2 separate regions of the Homo sapiens genome follow, and region 1 is linked to region 2. The links are chromatin loops, found by intact Hi-C in ENCODE. Cell type or tissue: ascending aorta. All regions are shown on one strand. Each heading gives the region's core, and the rest is flanking DNA. Links, peaks and the distances in the headings are about the cores only. Region 1 overlaps DLEU1 (deleted in lymphocytic leukemia 1). Region 2 overlaps DLEU1 (deleted in lymphocytic leukemia 1).

Region 1 (11,279 bases), core at 1,839-9,838, 360 kb after region 2:
AGGATTGGTTAATAGAATGCACATTGGAGTTTTATTTTAAAAGATGTGTCTATATTGTTTTTATGATTCTACACCTTAACCAGCTTCTTTAGATTAACCAAGCAACTACTGATTCTGAGCACAAGATGTAAGAAGGCTACTCCCAAGAAGCCTACTCACAAGAAGGCTACTCCCAAAAACAAATCAACAGAGCTATTAAAAGAGATTATGGTTTGGCTGGGCACAGTGGCTCATGCCTGTAATCCCAGCATTTTGGGAGGCCAAGGCAGGTGGATCACTTGAGGTCAGGAGTTCCAGACCAGCCTGGCCAACATGATAAAACCCCATTTCTACTAAAAATACAAAAACTAGTTGGGTGTGGTGGCACATGCCTGTAATCCCAGCTTCTTGGGAGGCTGAGGCGCTGCAATCGCTTAAACCTGGGAGGCAGAAGCTGTAATGAGCCCAGATCGTGTGACTGCACTCCAGCTGGGCAACAAAGCAAGACTCCATCTCAAAAAAAGATATTATGGTTCAAACAGAGAGGATAGACCTGAAAAAAATAGTAGAAAATGCTTCCCTTTGATTTCCTACAAGGGAGAGAAGAAATTTTAAAATGTTTGGAAACTAATTTGCCAAATGATCATCTTCTTACTGACTAACTCAACGAATGAACAATTCACTGAGCAATCATCTGGCAAATCCTTTACACAGGGTTTAGAGCAATTTCTCATAGCCATTGCACCAGGGCACAGGAAGGTGCAGAAGCAGGAGCAATAGGGACAGAGGCAAAAGTAATTAAGACAAAAAACAGTGCTTTAAAAAATAAACAAACAAATGGAAAACACTTGACCATCCCGTAGAAAATGTTGACCATTCTAAAAATTCTCAGAGTCTGGAATGTGAAAAACAGGCAAAGTTCATATTAAACAGCAGTTGGCCAATGCATGCCCAGGAAGAGAACAGCAGTGATGACAGGGACAAAGTAAAAAATATAAACCTCAATTTTTCAGCAAAATCATTATTTGGTCAAGTGATTTTTGCAGAATTAGCTTTGGTGAGCTGGTCATTTACCAAATGGTCTTTGGTATATTCATGTTGGGTGAAGTAGCCAGCTTCCAAGGTAAAAAGGAGAGCCTTCTGGCTTGAGCGAAGGAATCACTTAACTCCAAAGTCAGTTCCATAGGGTAAGGGACAATATCTATTTGGTTTACTCTGCACTTACCCCAAGGCCCAACACATACCAGACACTCAAAAACTATGTTTCATGAATAAATGTTGAAGACTAATAATTAACAGAAAGGTTTTATACATAGGTCAGGGCCCAGAGAGGCAAGAGCCTTGAGTGTTATGCTGTGCATGCTGCGACTTACCCTATCTGTAAAAAGGAACTCATTGAAGGCTTCTGAGCAGCAAAGTAACATGACTGAAAGAAGTGGCAGGAAGAGTAACCTGTTTTTAATTAGCAGAATACACTTAAAGAGAAGAAACTGCAACCCAAATGTCTCTCAGTGGATGAATGAATAAACAAAATGTGGCATAGACATATAATGGAATATTATTCAGCCTTAAAAAGGAAGGAAATTCTGACACATGCTACAACATAGATGAACTTTGAGGACATTATGCAAAGTGAAACAAGCCAGCCACAAAAGGACCTATATTGTATACTTCCACTTATATGAGGTACTTTGAGTAGTTAAATTCATAGAGATAGAAAGTAGAATAGTGGCTGCCAGAAGCTGGGAGGAGGGGAAATAGGTAATTAGTGTTTAATGGGTACAGAGTTTCTGTTTAGGAAGATGAAACATTTCTCGAGATGGATGATGGTGATGGTTGCAGAACAATGGGAATATACTTAGTGCCACTGAACTGTGCACTTCAAAATGGTTAAAATGGTCAATTTTATGTTATGTGTATTCTACCACAATACAAATAATCTGGAAGTCAAAGAGAACATGGCTAGATTGGAAAATTGCATTTTTCTATATGACCAGAGCAAACAGTTTTAAGGGTACAAGAGTTGAGTTAGAGTGATCATCAGCAAGTCATGAAGGGCCCTAGCAACTCTGATTAAGGGTGTGGACTTGGTACTGATATTTGAGTAATTCTAACTAAAATGTTCCTACTCACTAATAGGGGGTAAAAGAGGAGAAAACGCTAATAGGATGATTCAAGAAGCTATGTCATTCATGCGTGGTCTAATCCAGGGTCTTGGTAATAGAAACAGAAAGGAAGAAAAGAATGGTTATCATAGGCATCACAAAGGAAGTATAGATACTATTTTGATTGATTGGATCGGGGAAGGGGTTGAGAACAAGGAAACATCAAAGTTTTTCACCTGGGGAACTGGAAAATAAATGGTAACATTAAAAGAAAAGGTATGGCCTTAAAGGAAGATGTGGTTTATAGGTAAAAGCGATGATTTCCCTATTTGACATGTTACATAGGAGGTGACAATGGAAAATCAAAACAGAGAAGTCTAGTAAGCAGCTGGAGATGTCAGAAAATGATGAACAAAGTATAACTAGTTCAAACTACCAAAGGTAGGCTGAGGACAGACCCCTTACCATATAGCAGCTGGTAAATTAATAATAGTCTTCAAATATGGTGGTGAACAAACTGTCTTCATTGAAAATGACTGATTACTAAGAAAGTTGTTGAAAAGGTAATAAAATAACACTACGTACATCCTTCTGCCTAAAATTAGGCCCAGTTTTATTTAGATGAAGTACAATGTCCTCTATATCTCATGGACAATGTCCTGGAATCACATCGCTTACTGAAATACTTTTTGAAATATATGTCCTCGGATGGAGAAGTGGAATCAAAAGAGAAAACTTCAGAATCTATGCTATCAACTTTTCTTTTTTTTTATCCTCAAATGAGTTATGTTTGCCTCGCACTAATAACTTTTATTTCACTCAAATTAGAGCAATAATCTTCCACACATAAGTATCTTCCCTGCCCAATAATTCAAAGAAAAAAATCCAAAATGATTAGTAAAGAAAAATATAAGAATTAACAGACCCTTTAAATTTGTTTTAAATATTTTGAAGATTTAAAAAGTGTTTAAAGTTTGTAATTCCTAGTAGGAAAACATTATCTGAATGAATACCCTAATGGCAAACCACTGTAAAATGCTTCAGCTGCATTTGGGGGAGAGGGGTAGGGATTATCTTCAAAGCACCCCAGCTCTCTTGATGAGAAGGTCAGAGGTACATTGGTTTGTATTATTGCGACATCCATAATGTGATCTAGGTTGCTTTTCCTTCAGCAAGGGCTTTATTTATCAGAAGGGCGTTATGCTTGACCTCCAAATTTGGCTGACAATTTACTGATGAGATTCATAACCTTTGGGTTGCTCTGGTACTTTGACATATTTGCTGGGTTCTGAGCCACATCCTGGAAGGCCACCATAACTTCTGGATCCTGCATGGCTGCAAGAACCTCTGGATCACTAAGAATTTCATTGAGTCCAGGCATTCCGGCCATTCCAGGTATGCCCCCTCCCATTCCAGCCATTCCTCCAGGAAAATTACCAGGCATTCCCCCAGGAAAGCCACCTGGAAAAGAGCCATACTGAGCTCCTGACTGTCATCTGGCTTCTTCCTCCCTCTGGGCTCTCTCATGCTCTTTTCGAGCCTTCTTAACTCGTTCTATTCTTTCTTTGATCTCTCACTCTTCACGTTTTCGCTCATACTTTCTCTGATGTTCTGCAATTTTCTGTGCCCTAGGTTGAACTTCTTTCAGCATTGCACTAGCATCTTCATCATAATCGAATTTACAGGCAAGGGCAAGATCATGGGCTGCTTCTTCCCAGTGGCCTAGAAGTCTGTGTGCTTTCCCCCGCCTCTTGTAAGGCTGAGCTGAATCAGGATTTATTTCAATGGCTCTGTCACAGTCTCGGATGGCTGCATTTGGCTTCTGTAATTTGACGAAGACACTGGCCCTCTTGGCATACAAAATGGCCAAGCGAGGATTCAGCTTGATGGCATCTGTGAATAAGTCAATGGCTTTCTGGAGTTCACCATCATTTAGGGCTTCAATAGCAGCCACTTTTTTATCATTTGCCTGATCCATCACCTCCTCTGTTATCTCCGCATTTTCATCTCCCATTTCTTGAGGAGCATCAGTGTCTGGTTCAATCACACCTTCTTTATCAATTTCTAGATCACTTTCCTCACTTGATGGTTCGTCTGCCTTTAAGTCTTCCTCCACCTTACTATCAGGTTTTTCTTCCTTGGTATTTTCTTCTGATTTAGCTTTCTGAGTAGCAGTACCTCCCATGCTCTCCACCCACTCCCTCAGGAAGCGCATTTCCTGGGTGTGCAGAATGCTTGGATCCTTCTTACACATTTTCACAAAGGCCCGAAGCTCGTTCACTTTGCGGGGGTCCATGGTAGGGAGATGGTGGGCGAAGCCGGGGGGCTGCGGCCCGGTTCCAGGCCCAGGCGCTGGCTCGGCGTGACAGCGCAGAAGGGGGCGGCTGCCTATGCTATCAACTTTTCAAGCCAGGTTTCTCAATCCAGTTTTCTGAAATATTCAACCTGAGGTTGCCTAGTCTAGTATCAATATGCATTCATTCTAACAATATAATGTACAAAGGACTGTAAATACCCTATCCTTTGGTGATACTGTCATTCAACAAACATGTACTAAGAGCTCACTACAGATCCAGAGGCAGAATTAAGAGTGCCAGGAATGCAAAGAGGAATGCCACATATCCCATGCCTTAGAAAACCTCACAGTCTAGAGGGGAAAACAGGGTGAATGAAGCACTGACCCTGACCGAGCACACTTAGAACCTGATCCAGGTTCCTGGAAAAGTCTCCTAATACAAATGCTCACTTATAATGTTTACCTTAGTTTTTAGAAAGATTTGATCATATTAGTCGCTTGATTATAGAAAACCATTTTTTTGTTTTGTTTTTTCATTTTCTTTTGTTTTGAGATGGAGTCTCACTCTGTCTCCCAGGCTGGAGTGCAGTGGCGCGATCTCGGCTCACTGCAACCTCCGCCTCCCGGGTTCAAGCGATTCTCCTGCCTCAGCCTCCCGAGTAGCTGGGACTGCAGGCACGCATCACCACCCCCAGCTAATTTTTGTATTTTTAGTAGAGATGGGGTTTCACCATGTTGGCCAGGATGGTCTCCATCTCTTCACCTCGTGATCTGCCCGCCTCGGCCTCCCAAAGTGCTGGGATTATAGGCATGAGCCACCGCGCCCGGCCGATTATAGTAAACTGTTAAATCCAATTGTTACATCCTTGGATACATATGTAATATGTAATTATTATAATTATTACTTTAGATTATAGCGAGAGATAGGCAGTTAGCAAGAAAGGAAGGAATGAGCTATCAAGTTACCAAATTATTTTGAAGTTCCTCCCTACTTGAATTTTTAAAACTTTTTCTTTGATTAACCCACAATCAAAAACACTACTCAGTCCCTCCAGCTTTTGCAACTTTTACTGTCTATGTTCTTCAATCCAGCATGTAAAAAAGAAAGATTGATTCATTCTATGAACTAATTATTTCATTAATGTATCCTCAGATATCATGTCGGCTCCTCGAGGATAAGAATCACATCTTACTTTTCTTTTGTGACTCCTATGAGCCTAGAATGGTTCTTATAAATATTTACTTAATCTAATTAAAATAAATTATGTGCTTTAAAATCCTATTACATCATACTGTAGAACACTGCCAAATCAGTAATTAAACATGCCATCCTTGCTTAGTGCCAAATGATTTTTTCATTTTTTGTTGTTTTTTAATATCCAAAGTGTTACTTTTCTTTCTCACAGCTAGTTCCTACAACTCTGGAATTTACAGTATTTTCATATTTCCATAATGACACCTGCTGGTAGGAGAAGAATGGATGAACTGCAGGGATTTTATTCAACTACTTATAACCAGCCATTGTCCAGTCTGAAACAACTAATGTTCCTGCATATACAAAGAGTAAATCTCAATGACTCCAAATACCCAAGTACTAAAAATTTGAAAGAATAAGACAAGTGCTGTTTCAGTACTATTTTCCAACCAGAATTAAAATTTATTCCCATAATCTCTGTCCAAAACAAAATTGCTGCAATTAAGAGTAGTTATTAACAAAGGCCTCAAAATTATCAATTCAATTCTGTTAAATATTTTACTCCATTTGTAAATTGGCATTTAAATATGACTATTAAAGAGATTATCATTATAAGGAATAAGTTCTAGTATTTGATACTACAGTAGGGAAATTATAGTTAATGATAATTTATTGTATATTTCAAAATAACTAGAAGAGAAGAATTGCAATGTTCCCAACACAAAGAAAAAATAAATGTTTGAGGTGACAGATACCCCAATTACCCTGATTTGATCATTACACATTGTATACACATATCAAAAATCATATGTACCCCAAAAACACAACTATTAAAAATGAATAAGAAAATTTTAAAACAGATTATCATTCTCTGAAACTTTTTCTGTTCTTTCATATAATTAATTACTAGATCAAGGTTTAAGCGGACCAGAAGACAATGGATGGGACATTTGCTTCAGTGGTAACCTGCATATCATCTTGCCCTTGAGGAGCAAGTGAGGAGAAGCAGCAAGGCCAGCCACTCTGGAAACACTGCTGGATGCTGACTATGCCAGGTCTCCCGCAATACCCAAATAAGAGATGTGGCTGCTGGGTTCACCTGTCCTACACTGCAAGCTTCAAGAGGGATATGATGAGGCCGGGTACAGTGGCTCACAACTGTAATCCCAGCAGTTTGGGAGGCTGAGGGAGGAGGATTGCTTGAGTCCAGGAGTTCAAGATCAGCCTAGGCAACATAGTAAGACCCCAAGTCTACAAAAACATAAAACTGAAAAATTAGCCCGGTGGTAGTGCACAGCTGTAGTCCCAGTTACTCAGGAGGTACTGAGGTGGGAAGATCAGCTGAGCCCAGGAGGTCAAGGATAAGGCTGCAGTGAGCCACGATCACACCACTGCACTCCAGCTTGGGTGACAGAGTAAGACACTGTCCCAAAGAAAAAAAAAAAGAGGGAAAGGACTATGCATCCTCAGTGCTAGCACACTACCTGACACCTGACACAGAGTAAGCACCAATGAGTATTTTTAAACAAAGCGTGTGTGTAGGTAGGGACAGGGCTGGGGTTGGAGAGAAGGGTGTCAACAGATTTGATCCTGGGTAGACCTTGCCCAGACACCAAAATGTTAACCAGATTAGGTGGGTTCATTCTGACAATACCTGAGTGAGCTTATTTGACTCAATAGTTTAGAAAGCAGGCAAATTAACCAGATGGCCCCCAAATAAAATATGGATAATCTATATGCATAAAGGTTTTGTATACAGTTAATAGGTAAATGTATAACTCATCATGACACATATTACACAGACTTTTTCTTATTTCACTCACAATCCCTCTTCTGATGAGAAATCAGTCATGTGTGCTGGTGACAGGCGTCTTCAAACAATGTTTCTTCCTAACTGCCTGCAGGATAACGTCCAGACAGGCACTCACTCAGCTGACAGTTGACTTGTGGCTGTTTTGTCTTTGCAAGTATGCTAACTTCTCAGACTTCCCTGGACTTGCTTTGGTTTGACTTCTTTCACTCAGAGGAATCACTTGTGAGCAAAGTGTGAAACAGACTGCTTCTGATTCCCCATTTCAAAATGACTCCTATTCCTCCACAACAGCAGGCTAAGGGACATAATTATCAGGCTATTCATCAAAAGCTGCAATTTTCTTTTTCTTTTTTCTTTCTCTTTTTTTTTTTTTTTTTTTTGAGATGATGTCTCACTCTGTCACCCAGGCTGGAGTACAGTGGCGCAATCTCGGCTCACTGCAACTTCTGCCTCCTGGGTTCAAGCAATTCTCCTGCCTCAGCCTCCCAAGTAGCTGGGATTACAGGTGCCTGCCACCACGTGTGGCTAATTTTTGTATTTTTAGTAGAGACGGGGTTTCACCATGTTGGCCAGGCTGGTCTCGAACTCTTGACTTCAGGTGATCCATCCGCCTCGGCCTCCCAAACTGCTGGGATTACAGCTGTGAGCCACCGCGCCCAGCAAAAAGCTGCAATTTTGTTTCAAAAAGGAAAATCCTTTGGGCACTTTAAAAGGCTTTTTTTACTCCTACTGAATGTAGACTGTAAATCAATTCAATAAATGCTACAAACACCTACTATGTACTAGCCATGGCGGGCACTGAAAAAAGTAGTCTTGTGTCTTGTCCTTAAAGAAAAGAGTTCATAGTCCAGTATCATAGGTATTAACCCAGTCTGCTATGATGACTAAATCATACCCTGACAGCAAGTCAGTATTTAGCTAACCTGGGGTTCCCGTCCCATCCCCACCTCATAGAGGCTATCGCTGGTACATATAGCCAAAGCACACATATTGGAAAGAATGTGCTGCTCCAGGCTCATTAGGACACCCGTGAATGCCAAATCCTAGTTCCCAGACTCCTACATTTCAAGGGAATCCAGCACCTGGCCCAGGGCTTTGTTCATCAATATTTTTGATTGAAGAATGAAGCCATGTCAAAAAACTGCAGTGATTCAGAATAATGTAATCCTTGGGTCATACCAAATGAGTGTGTGTGTGTGTGTGTGTGTGTGTAGTGGCAGACACACTAAATTGGAATACTTTCAGCCCAATACTCTACACAGCTGATGAAGGCACTGCATACTTTGTTTTACATCTAGAGAAAACACCATTGTGATTCATTTTGTCTCGGGTTTATTAAAGACAAGAATCCCAGGGGAAACCCCAACTCTCTACCTACTACCCTCAGATCAAAATTCATTTTGAAAGGACAACGCATTTCCTCACCTGGGTCCCTGACCTAAGATAAATCTGTAAACCATCAGAGAGAGCTCAAGTGAAAAAAGGAAATTATATTTATTGAGTGTTTATCACATGCCAAGAAGTACACTGAGGGTTCCTTTAAGTCTCAACAATTCTGTGATGGATCAACATCCAAACTTGACAGCTGAGGACACCAAAATTCACAGAGGCTAAGAAACAAGCTGAAGTTACACAGCTCCTAGTGGTAGAATCAAGGCTGCTTCTTCCACTACAGCATGTTGCTTCCTCATCTCACAGGTACTGTCAGACTGCTATGAATATGTCCACAACATTGGTATGAAACAGGGCAAGTCCAGGCTTTATGAAACCTAAAGCATATGCAAATTTTGTGTCCCTCTTTAAGAAAAAATACATAAAATTAGATACAAATAATGAACATTTATTGAGAATGAGTACAGAAATCACACAACTTACAAACTTTTTTAAAGCTGGCAAATACCACAAATATTTTCTTTCAACTTATACTTATGGCATCCTTTTTGTTTCCTCTATCTCTTTCTTTCTTTTTTCTTTTTTTATTATTATACTTTAAGTTCTAGGATACATGTGCACAATGTGCAGGTTTGTTACATAGGTATACATGTGCCATGGTGGTTTGCCACACCCATCAACTCATCATTGACATTAGGTATTTCTCCTAATGCTATCTCTCCCCCAGCCCCCCACCCCCTAACAGGCCCCAATGTGTGTTGTTCCCCACCCTGTGTCCAAGTGTTCTCATTGTTCAGTTCCCACCTATGAGTGAGAACATGCAGTGTTTGGTTTTCTGTCTTTGTGATAGTTTGCTGAGAATGATGGTTTCCAGCTTCATCCATGTCCCTATAAAGGACATGAACTCATCCTTTTTACGGCTGCATAGTATTCCATGGTGTATATGTGCCACATTTTCTTAATCCAGTCTATCATTGATGGACATTTGGGTTGGTTCCAAGTCTTTGCTATTGTGAATAGTGCCACATTAAACAAACGTGTGCATGTGTCTTTATAGCAGCATGATTTATAATCCTTTGGGTATATACCCAGTAATGGGATTGCTGGGTCAAATGGTATTTCTAGTTCTAGATCCTTGAGGAAATGCCACACTGTCATCCATAATGGTTGAACTAGTTTACACCCCCACCAACAGTGTAAAAACGTTCCTATTTCTCCACAACCTCTCCAGCATCTGTTGTTTCCTGACTTTTTAATGATCGCCATTGTAATTGGCATGAGATGGTATCTCATTGTGGTTTTGATTTGCATTTCTCTGATGACCAGTGATGATGAGCATTTTTTCATATGTCTGTTGGCTGCATAAATGTCTTCTTTTGAGAAGTGTCTGTTCATAACCTTTGCCCACTTTTTGATGGGGTTGTTTGTTTTTTTCTTGTAAATTTGTTTAAATTCTTTGTAGATTCTGGATATTAGCCCTTTGTCAGATGGGTAGATTGCAAAAATTTTCTCCCAATCTGTAAGTTGCCTGTTCACTCTGATGGTAGTTTCTTTTGCTGTGCAGAAGCTCTTTAGTTTAATTAGATCCCATTTGTCTATTTTGGCTTTTGTTGCCATTGCTTTTGGTGTTTTAGTCATGAAGTCTTTGCCCATGCCTATGTCCTGAATGGTATTGCCTAGGTTTTCTTCTAGGGTTTTTATGATTTTAGGTCTTACATTTAAGTCTTTAATCCATCTTGAGTTAATTTTCATATAAGGTGTAAGGAAGGGATCCAGTTTCAGCTTTCTACATATGGCTAGCCAGTTTTCCCAGCACCATTTATTAAATAGGGAATCCTTTCCCCATTTCTTGTTTTTGTCAGGTTTATCAAAGATCAGATGGTTGTAGATGTGTGGTATTATTTCTGAGGCCTCTGTTCTGTTCCATTGGTCTATACTCTGTTTTGGTACCAGTACCATGCTGTTTTGGTTACTGTAGGCTTGCAGTATAGTTTGAAGTCAGGTAGCATGATGCCTCCAGCTTTGTTCTTTTTGCTTAGGATTGTCTTGGCTATGCGGGCTCTTTTTTGGTTCCATATGAACTTTAAAGTAGTTTTTCCAATTCTGTGAAGAAAGTCATTGGTAGCTTGATGGGGATGGCATTGAATCTATAAATTACTTTGGGCAGTATGGCCATTTTCATGATACTGATTCTTCCTACCCATGAGCATGGAATGTTCTTCCATTTGTTTGTGTCCTCTTTTATTTCGTTGAGCAGCGGTTTGTAGTTCTCCTTGACGAGGTCCTTCACATACCTTGTAAGTTGGATTCCTAGGTATTTTATTCTCTTTGTAGTGATTGTTACACTATGGCTTTCAACAGGAATATGTCCTTCCTGTCATATCTGTTTTGTTTTCTTTTTATCTTTTTTTTTTTTTTTTTTCTGAGACAGGGTCTCACTCTGTCACCCAGGCTGGAGTGCAGTGGCGCAATCTTGGCTCACTGCAACCTCCGCCTCCC
Region 2 (11,279 bases), core at 2,137-10,136:
TTGCACTCCAGCCTGGGTGACAAGAGTGAAACTCCATCTCAAAAAAAAATAAAATAAAATAAATACTAAAGATAGTCCTTCACACTAAAGTCAAAGAACACTAGACAGTGACTCAAATTCAAATAAAGAAAATAAAGAGCATTAGAAAAAGTAACTACATATACAAGACAGTATAAATGTATTTTTTTATTTGTAACTCTGATTTTTCTAACTTATTATTTCAAACCCTCTTAAAGCAATAATTATGAATTTGTGTTGTGAGTATATGTTATATAAATCTAATTTGTATTACAGTAACAGCACAAAATTTTGCTGCTGAAATTTTAAATATAGTAAAAAAACTAAGGAAAATGAAGTTAAGATATTTCTAATAAACAACTGAAAGGATATATCACTAGCAGACTGCTCTACAAGAAATACTAAAGATAATCCTTCAGACTAAAGTAAATTTAGTAAATAATAGCACAAAGGAGGCAGAAGGAAATAGAGCTATACAAATGCAAAATTTTTATATACTATTGAAATTAAGTTTATTTTAATCTGAACAAGATTGTTACAAATTAAGACAACTGAAAAAACTTGTGGACTGGCATGTCAGCAAGATAGCTGTCTAGACTTGCCTGGTATTCATCTTCCCCAGCAAAAAGGGACCAAAACAATGAATAAACAACTGTATTTTCACTAGCATGAATGAGGAAGTACACTGGAGAGCACCAGGAAAATTGCAAAATCCTTGTGGAACACAGAAACCCAGGATAGCACCATAGACAAGAGAGTGAAGAACCCTATTTCAGCCATACTGTTTTCCCTGTTGAGATCAGCTCAAAGCCAGGATGAACTTCTTATGGGGAGAGGGTAAGCTACAACTGCCCAGCAGTCCTCGTTACTGCTGCAGATGCCTGTGTTCTTTGCTACAGGAGAGGTAGATAGTCCTCACATGTCCTAAACCAGTTAGGAGAGTTGCCTAGAGTTCATGTAACTGCATTGCCTCAAAACAGGAGCCCATTTTGTGCACACACACACACCCCACTCCCCACACCAAAGCTGTATGACACAGTGCCATCTCGAAACTGGACCCACTACTAGAGTGAGTCCTGCCCTGGGATCCAGTAGCCACTATTTTTCTGTATCCCTGAAGTCATGCCATCATTCCAGTATGCTCGCTTGAGTGGCTGCATCACCACTATCCTAGCTGCTTGGAGCCTATTGCTGTGTGGAATGGCTAAGATTTTGGTGTTCAAACACATAGAGCACCCCACCCACAAGGGAATAGGTGGACTTGCACAATATGGAAGATGACACACAGCTGGACAGTCTGATATACCTACACACTTGGCCTGCCAGCCAGCCCAGCAACCCCTACCCCCACCCCACCTCGCCCAGCAAAACCATATCACTGCCATCACAAACCAACAGCCTAGGCCACTGAAACAATTGCAGACACTATAAATGAGGATTGCAGCTGAATAAAATGCAGAGACCATGCTACTGAGTCCATCTAAAACCAAAGCCAACACACCACACTTAAACAACATCCTATGACTCATGTGCAGGAAACAGTCTCTCCCTCTGAAAACTACTCCACCAAATTTGAAAAGATGACTGTTCCACTGGTATGCACAGATATCAACAAAGGAACACACACACACACACACACACACACACACACACACACACAGAAAAAGTAAGGAAACACGACACGTCTAAAGGAGCAAAATAATTCTCCAGTAACAGAATCCAAAGAAAAGAACAAAATTCCAGAAAGGGAATTTAAAATAATGATCTTAAGAAACTCAGTGAGATACAAGAGAATACAGCCAATATTCAATACAATTCAATGAAATTAGGAAAACAACAGAGATTGATATCATGAGAAGAACCAAACGAAAATCTTGACACTGATGAGTGCCTTGAATGAAATAAAAATACAATTGAGAGTTTCAACAACAGACTAAATCAAACAGAATAAAGAATTTCTGAACTTTAAGATAGTTCTTTTGAAATAACTCAGAGGTAAGACAAATAAGAATAAAAAGAATGAAGAAATCCTATGGGACCTACAGGACATCATTAAGCCAACAAATATTCATATTGTAACAATGCCAGAGGGAGAAGAGATGAAGATAGGCACAGAAAACCTATTTAATTAAATAATAGCTGAAAACTTCCCAAGTCTTAGGAGAGATATAAACACCCAGATTCAGGAAACTCAAAGGTCCCTAATTAGATTCAACCCCCAAAAAATTCTCTTTGAGGCACATTATAAACAAACTGCCAGACTCTAAATAAACCTATAACAAATACAGAAATTGAATTCATAATCAAAAAACTTCCCACAAAGAAAAGCCTATGACCAGATGTACTCACTGGCAAATTCTACCAAATGTTTCAAAAACAAGTAAGTGCAATCTTTTGCAAACTCTTTCAAAAATAGAAGAGGTGGGACTATTTCCCATCTTATTCTATAAGATCAGTGTTGCTCTGATATCAGACCCAGACAAAAATATCCCAAGTAAGGATACTTCCAGAACAATATCCCTTATAAATATAAATGCCAAAAAAAACCTCAAAAAATACTAGAACACTTAATTCAGTGTGCAACATTTTAAAAAGAATTGTACCAAATGATCAAATGGAATTTATCAATGGAATGCAAGGTTGGTTTGATATACCAAAATTTTTCTATGTCATATACCATGTTAATAAAGAAAGACTAAAATTACAGAATCATCTCAAAAGATGCAGAAAAATAATTTGTCTGAATCTATAATAAAAATGATTTCATGATGAAACACTCAATAAATGGGATGAAAGGGAACTTCCTCTACTTGGTAAACAACATCAGAGTAAAATGCACAGCTAATATCATGCTTAATGCCGAAATCCTGGAATCTTTCCCACTAAGACCAGGAAATGAATGTTCTTTCTAGCCTCTCCTATTCAACACTGTATTGGAGTCTCTAGCCAGAGCAATTAGTGAAGAAAAATAAATAAAGGCAGCCAAATTGAAAAGGAAGAAGTAAATCTATCTCTTTGCCAATGACATTATATAGAAAATTTTAAGGAATTCACGAAAGTCTAATAAGCCAGTTTAGCAAGGTTAAAGGATACAGGAGAAATACAGAATACTCAATTGTATTTTCATACACCAGCAATGAACAACCAGTAAATAAAATTAAAATAATTTCATTTATAACAGCTTTAAGAATAAAATAATTAGGAATAAATTTAACAAAATAATTCCAAGACTAGCATACTAAAAACTATAAAATGTTATTGAAAGAAACTAAAGAAGACTTAAATAACTGGAAATACATCTTGGGTTCACGGATTGGAACACTTAATATTGTTAAGATAACAAACTCCTTGAATTCGTCTAGAGTTTTTGCACTGTCTCCATCAAAATTCCAGCTGCCTTTTTTGTATAAATGTATAAGCTAATACTGAACCTCATGTGGAAATGCAAGGGGTCCAGAATAACAAAAATAATCTGAAAAAAAAAACCCAAAGTTAAAGAACTAACACTTACTGATTTTGATATCTACAGCACAAAGCTACAGCAATAAAGATTGTACAGTAGTGGCATAGGATAGTCATATTTATCAATGGAATAGGATTGAGAGTCTGAAAATAAACTCATACATTTATGGTCAACTGATTTTTGACAAGAATGTCCGAACAGTTCAAAGGAGGAAACAATAGTCTTTTAAACAAATGGTGCTGCAAAAATGGGAGATACACATATACACATATAAAAGAATGAAATTGGATTCCTATCTCTTACCCTATACAAAAACTAACACAGAATGTATCAAAGACCTAAATGTGAAAGCTAAAAGCATAAAACTCTTAGAAGAAATCACAGCTGTAAAATTTGTGACCTCAGATTTAGGCAATGGTTTGTTAGATACGACACCAAAAGACAAGCAAAAAAAGAAAAAAATAGATAAACTGGACTTTATCAAAATAAAAAACTTGTACTTCAAAAGATAATATAAAGAAGTGAAAAGCCAACCCACAGAATGGGAGAAAATATTTACAAATCATGTACTGTTAAAGGTCTAGGATCCAGAATATATTTAAAAACTATTACAACTCAACAATAAAAACATAAATTATCCAATTAAAACATAGGCACAGGATTTGAGTAGACATTTCTCTAAAGAAGATATACAAATATCTTGTATACACATGAAAAGATGCTTGATATTATTAGTCATTAGAGAATGCAAATCAAAACCATAATGAGATAACACTTCATATCTACTAGGATAGCTACAATAAAAGGCAACAATTAAGTATTAGTTTAAATAAGGAAAGACCAGAACTGTCATACAATGCTGGTGAAATATTAAAATGATAGTTACTTTGGAAAACAGTTGGGCAGTTTCTAAACATAAAGTTACAATCTAATTCAGCAATTTTATCCCTAAGTATCTACCCAGGAGAATTAAAAACATATAACAAAAACTTACAAGTAAATATTCCTAACAGCGTTAATTATTATAGCCTAAAAGTGAAAACAACCCAAAGATTTATTAATTGATGAACAGATAAACAAAATATAGTATATTAAAACCATGTAATATTATTCAATCATAAAAGAAATGAAGTTCTGGTATATGCCATGACGTGGATAAATCTTGAAAACATGTCTAAAGTAGGCAAATCCATTGTAGAGGCAGAAGTAAACTTCCTTTCTGCCCTTTCTGAAGGTTCACTGAAATAAAGTGACAATAGACAGATTAACATGAGAAAAAGTTTACACATTAATTAATATGCATAATCATGGGAGCCATACAAAACATGAGACTCAAAAAAGGGCCATATGGTTAAGGTTTAAATGTCCTCCTCATAGGGGAGAGAAAACTTGGGAGCTGTAACAAATTTTAGAAGGGTAGTAAGTGATTTTCAGAGGAAATGAATGCACCCAGGAGGCAAATATTATTTTGTAAATAATTATCTTAGGAAACTGAATGGGACTGGCAAGTTAAGGGAAGGAGAGGGGTGGAACTGCCTTGTGAACAAAGGTTGTCTTAGTATGTAGAAAAAGTCTCCTAGGTAATCTCTCCAACCTGCCCTCAAAAGAATAGATGAAAAGTCTAACTGCATGTAGTGATGACTTTTATAGTCTTTTCTTCTCTCAGGTGGGTAATCTTTCTGGATTATTTCATGAGATTCCTGGAGAGTGAGTCTTCAGACAATTGCATGTCTTTTGAGAAGTTTCCTTAGTTAGATAAGGAAATTCCAGACAGAGTCCCTCCTTGCTCTTGGAGTCAGGGGAGAAGAAACAAAAGAGGGTTAAAATGTTTTGGGTTCTGAGACAGCTTCTAAGGTACTCCATCTTCATTTAATTCAAAGTGTTCAGTATGCCAAAGCACCATTGTGTGGGGTATCATTTTCTTAGACCCAACACCATAAATACTAAGAGTAGTTTAGTGGTTACCAGGGATGGCGGAAAGAAGTAATCAAGGGTTACTGATAATGAGCATAGGTTTTCTTTTGGGGGTGACAGAAATATTCTGGTATTAGATCATGGTGACATTTGCACAACTCTGTGAATATACTTAAAAGCCACTGAATTGTACCCTTTAAACGGACGACTAGTGTATGTCAGTTATATCTCAATTAAAAACAAAGTCTAGAACTTGACATATCATTCCAAATACTCAAATTAGACGAGTCTGCTTCTAAGGTAAATAAGTGGAAAGTGGTCACAAGATAAGAACAGAGGCTATTAGGAGATGAGGAAAATCAGGAATGAGAAGTAGGAAGCCAACTCTTCATAATTTTTTAGGTGAGCAGCAGAGGGAGCCCTTGATAGCAAAGAAAATTACAAAACTAATGTTTATACTTCTGATCATAAAGTTAATACAGCCTTTTTACAGAAAATTTGAAAAAGTGCCACATAAAGGTAATAAAAACCCACTAATCATTCCACCATCCTAAGAACCACTATTAACATTTCATCGACACAAATCCTTCCAGTCTTTTTTCTGTATGTGTACATATATGCATGTACGTACATATATAGCCAAGCCCACCCACAGCTCTCCTGTACATGCAACTTTGCCGTTACATTTTTCACTTCATGTTACCTTTTATATTTTTTCTAAAGCCTTAAATATTCCTGAGAATGTGGTTTGCCATGCCTACAGATGAGCTGTCAGTAATTAAACCTATTTTTAGAATTTTTCAGTCACAAGTAACCCTGCAATAAACATCCTTATACCTAAATCCTTGTATTTCCTAAAAATATATCCGAAGTAAGGATAGATTCCTTAAGAAGGAATTATTAGGTCAAATATTGTTTACAGCTTTAAGTCTTTGAATACATACATATTGCCAACATTTCTAACCAGAAAATTTAAAAGATTGTTATACTTCCACCAGCAGTGGATGAGATTTTCCTTTATCTTGAACTTTTACCCAACTATGTAATTATCAAAGTTTTTTGAAATTTAAAATATTTGCTAATTTAATGGACAGAAATTTGTGTCTTTTAAAATTATTTTTAAATAAATAGTGAGCCTGAAATTTTTTCATGATTTATTGTCTAATTTTTTTCTGCTCGTACAAATTCCTTTTTTGTGAATATTGAAAATTTTTCTGCTTAGGATATTTATCTTCTAATCATTGACTTCGGAAGCTCTTCACATATTAACCATGTTAACCTTTGTCTTCTATTTTGCCCTTTTTTCAAGTTATTCTTTGCCTTATGTTTCTTTATCATGAGTTTTGATGTATATGTTTATAATTTTTATGTAAAAACATTCTGTTTTCTCTTTTATAGATTCTTCCTCTACCTTTTTGTTTAAAAAGTGCTTCCATACATTGAGAGTTGATAGATACTTATCATAATTTCTTTTACTCATTTGTGTTTTCATATTTTAAAATTTATTTAATTCATCCAGAATTTATTTAGGGATATGATTTGGGTCTCCTCCTTCCCTTAAAAACTGAATTAATTTCCCCAGCACTATTCACTGGCATAATCTTTCATTTCCTTCCCTAATTTGAAGTGTCTTCATCAAATACTAAATTCTTATATGTATTTGAGTGTGTTTGGGGACTCTATTCTCTTCTCTCTGTCTAGTTGTATACCAATATCATGTTATTAAAGCTTTATAACAGGTTTTTAACACCTGAAGTACAGTTTACCTTATTTGTTTATAAATCTTTCTTGGTTATTTTTATCCACAAATTATTCTAGATAAACCTTACAGTCACATTTTCATTCAAAAATATTCCAATTGGGATTTTGATTAGAATCATATTGGACCTAACCATCAATTTGAGGAACAGTGACATCATCCAATAATATAAAATATGTCTCAATTTATTCAAGCCTGATTTCATATTAACTAAAGTTTTACAACTAAATTGATAGAAGCCCTATATAAACAAACAAGTTTGTTTCCAGGTTTTATTGTTCTTATTCTTGCTTGTTTTGCTTTGTTTTTCCCCTGTTGTAAAAGAGCTCTTTTCCCTCTTTACGATTATTATCTGATTATGGATATTTTTTATATTTTGTAACCAGGTATCATAATGAAGCATTAGTTGTAATAGTTGATTTCTTAGGTTTTCCTAAATAGGTTATCCTTAAGAATTTAGAAATTCTCTACATAGTCATGACTTTGGGGTCTCAAAACCAATTCAACTTTTGGAATTACAGCTTTTATGCTTCATAAGCATAACTTCTTTTTCTAAATAAAATTGAAAATTAAGTGTGTAAAGTGACCAACTAAAAAGAACAAACAACTCTAAAACATACAGATTCCACTCCTCCACTTGGCTCTTAAAGGGTTAATTAATATTTACCATGAAGAATTTTTTTAATCTAATAAAAAAAATCAATCCAAAATATTCTTAAAGAGGCATTAATGACTCAAAATGTTATTTGGTTTTATATGGCCTCCCAAACTACAGTGTTTTTAAAAATCAGGTTTATCGAGTTATAATTTACATACAGTAGAATTCACCCTTTTCAGGCACACAGTTCTACAAATTTTTACAAGCATATACAGTCGAGTAATCACCACCTCAATCAAGACAGAATATTTCCGACACCCTGAGAAATTATCTGTGCCCCTTTGAAGTCAATCTCCTTCCTCTCACCCTCAGCCCCTGGCAATCTCTGATTTATTTCTGTCACTGGATATTCTGCATAGCTTCCAATCTATGTTTTTCAAGCTTCCAATCGGAGTCAAAGCTGGCCAGTAGCAACTAGCACAGAGTCCTCTGCTGCTCTTTTGAAACCACCTTTTCTTTGCTGACAACCAACAGATCAGTCTCCATAGTCAGCAAAGCTGAACTCCAGCTTTAGACACAGGCCAATTCCTCCCGTAAAACTTGGCCTGGCGTCAACTGGGCGGACATGCCCGGACAAGCCTGCTGGGGTAGCCGCGCCCGCAGGAGGGGAGGTCCTTACAACATGGAGCACCAGTTGCACACTGTCCCCTTTTGAGCTCTGTTCTCCTTTTTAGTTTGGAAGTCTGTGCGTATGTGTACATGTGTGTGGGTGCATGCATTGCAGAGCCCCAGTATACTTTGACATGTTTTCTGCATCTACAGTGTGAGTAATACAGTGGAGGGTAGATGAGCCAGCCCCTTCTGAGAAATACAGTAGTCCTCTTTGAACCTCTCCTCCTCCTGTCATCTGATTGCTGGATGGCGTTAGCCTGTGGTGTACTGGTGAGAGCCGGAAGGTCTGGGACTGGATCCCTCCTACTGAGTCAAAATACAACATAAAAACCTTGGGGGAGGATCTGAGGCTGAGAACCAGCTTCAGAAAATTATAAGTTGCCAAAGAAACACAATTTTAAGCATCATGTCTGAAGGAGTTAGGAAGGTTTTTCACTTTTGTCATTTCTGCTAAGGTCCTCTTTCTCCTCTGATACTTCTTTCCCCAGCTTTCTCCACATGATTTGGGCTGCTTTCCTAGTTCCCTTAAATACCGGTGTAAAGAAACCTGTCTGTGGTTTTATGTTACCCCATTGGAGTGTTGCATGTGAATATAGGGCATAAAAGGGGATAAATTGCCTAACTCAATCCACCCTCGAGGCCTGCCACATTAAAAAGATATACCACGGAACTTTCGTCTGCCCTGAAATGATTGGAAATACTGTGAGACTGCAGAGTTTAATGAAAACTCTGAGTCTCAACTTGAAGTAGATAGATAACTCTCTGATCTACTCTTGGGCCTATATATAACATTTTATATTTGTCAAGGCCGCTCAACATTCACGGTTAATAATTAGTCCTGGAAGAATATTTATAGCTTATGTTAATTCTTATCCCGGAGACATGCAAGGTTCAAAATAGGTGGGATAAAAGCACATTTGGGTAGGCTTAAATTCAAACCCACAGGCACTATGTACAGAAAAAGGCACTAGGTGTTTTTTAAATTGACTCAGAAAAAGTTAAAATGGAGAAACTTCTATCTGCTCACTTGGTCCTTCATGGGGAATTCTACCACTTCCCTTGGTCCAGCTCACTCAAGGCCAGTGCCATGACAACTCCTGGGTTGAGAATCACTGATTTAAATGGCATTTGACCACATCTGTCCCCACTTGTGGCTCTCTGCTCTGTAGATTTGCTGACTCACAGAGTCCACCGGCAGAGATGCTGACAGGCATGAACTGGTTGCATGACACTTGGAAGGCATAGCGGGACATCTGCCTCACCAGCTTCCTTCAGGTGTTCCACTGAGCCCCAGCATTCAAATTTCCATCTGTGGGAGAGGAAGGGAAGGGAAGGCTCTGGTCTGTGGTACCGTAGGATTCCAGTGATGCCTCTTAAGCATCCCCCACCATTCTCTGATCGTTTCCCACATGCAAAGTGCCAACCTGGTCGTGCAACAGTGTACACATGTGGTGAACACCAGGCGCCCTCCCATGAGACTTCTGCAGCATTCCAGCACTCCATCCTCCCCCAGCTTCCAGTTTAGGACAGGTCCAGGAGAGGAATGGTGAGGACAGAGTTAAACGCAACTTTTGCTTCATTGTGGGTTCCTTCTTCCTGTCCTCCCGGCCATCAGACCTCCTCCTATAAACAGATGTGTGCTCAGATTAACTACTTTTTGGAAAAAACAAGGAAATGATAATACTAGAAAAACTTTATTGAACTAATGTTTGTCTATGTACCAGGAACTGTGCTAAATACATCACATTTATCTCATTCAATTCTGACAAGAACCCTACACAGACAGGTGTTGCTGCTGTAGATGGGAAAACTGTGGCACAGAGGTGAAAAAGTCTTACCTATACAGATACATTGCATCAAAATTCAAGCCGAGGTTCTGACCCCAAAGCCTGTGCTCCAAACTAGAGTCCTCCTGTGCACATTTCACGTCTGGAATTATTATAAAGCATTTTGCAATGACTAAAATAGGCACATGAATGAAGACGTATCCAGGTCTGCCTGAGAGGAGACTCGAAGCCAAAGCCCAGCTCAGCAAGGCCAGAGAATTTCAGTGTATCCCCGCGGGGCGCTGGAACTTCGTCTGGGTGCATTTGTTTTTATAAGCCTGGGTACTGCAGAGTCATTTAAAAACATGTGCTTGCCAGGGCAGAACATCATCTGATGGCAGCAACCACCTGGTGCTGGCCACGACTGAGGAGGGAACACATCAGGTGAGTGTGGGCCAACCCTTCCTGCACAGAACAGGAGGGCGGGGAGGGGGGGGGATGCTTGATTTTTAGTGGGAAGGATGAGGAAAGCAGTTCTGAAATGTTTTTCACAGAAATAGAAACTAGTGAAATAGAAGCTGGCATTTGACTACTTTAGAAAAAAGAGAGGAGGGTAATAGGGAGGAAAGTGATTGGCTGCTGCTGTCAAACTCAGGAACTTTTAAAATTTTGTTTGTTCCCCCAAAGAAGTGCATGCCCAAACCACCAAGAGAGGGTAAGTGATGACAAGCAGATCTGCAAGGCGGGGCCCCAGTCACAGTAGCAAGCACCCTATCTCACAACAGCCCTGCAACCGGCAAAGTTGCAGCTTCTGCTACAGTGCGCATGTGTGCGGGTCCCCTTCTCCCCTCTTCCCTCTCCCCTCTCCCCTCTCAGCCCATCCTCCTCAGCCCAGATCCCTCCCTGTACCAAGACCATTCCAGCTGCACGCAATAATCAGGCAAGCAACTTCTAACCCAGCCTAGGGGACTCAGACGAGATAATGCTTAATTTTTCTGCAACGCCTTCTTAAGACTCCAGGGATCTGTACCCCAGGATGGAGAATGCTTTCCCAGAAGCACAGCCTGTTTCTCCAGCCTGAGAGTGTGT

Evidence for each region. Hi-C counts contacts between places; a loop is a spot of excess contacts. Peaks named below come from ENCODE experiments on the same cell type or tissue, not always from the same donor. Only the 100,000 strongest peaks of a DNase experiment are listed, where the experiment ranks them.
Region 1: it touches region 2 in a loop (6-fold over the local background); 19 of 110 quality-filtered maps call a loop at or near these places.

The regions. Positions count from the first base shown.
Region 1 is chr13:50,165,190-50,176,468 of GRCh38, reverse strand. The region is part of intron 2 of DLEU1 (deleted in lymphocytic leukemia 1); the gene reads right to left. It also overlaps the pseudogene ST13P4. Among named protein-coding and RNA genes, the nearest start is that of DLEU2, 45 kb to the right of the region's middle. In ascending aorta, for the core only: a CTCF peak has its summit at 5,813 (motif pointing left); no DNase peak of the experiment used is centred there.
Region 2 is chr13:50,526,634-50,537,912 of GRCh38, reverse strand. DLEU1 (deleted in lymphocytic leukemia 1) reads right to left here. Exons shown (of 7, transcript NR_109974.1): 6 at 9,849-10,047; 7 at 9,270-9,733. It overlaps DLEU1-AS1 (DLEU1 antisense RNA 1), which reads left to right and starts at 10,464. Exons shown (of 3, transcript NR_125753.1): 1 at 10,464-10,634. RefSeq lists enhancers at 7,564-8,252, 8,253-8,941, 7,882-9,081. In ascending aorta, for the core only: a CTCF peak has its summit at 5,829 (motif pointing right); a DNase peak (open chromatin) is centred at 8,392; H3K4me3 peaks cover 843 bases; H3K27ac peaks cover 2,331 bases.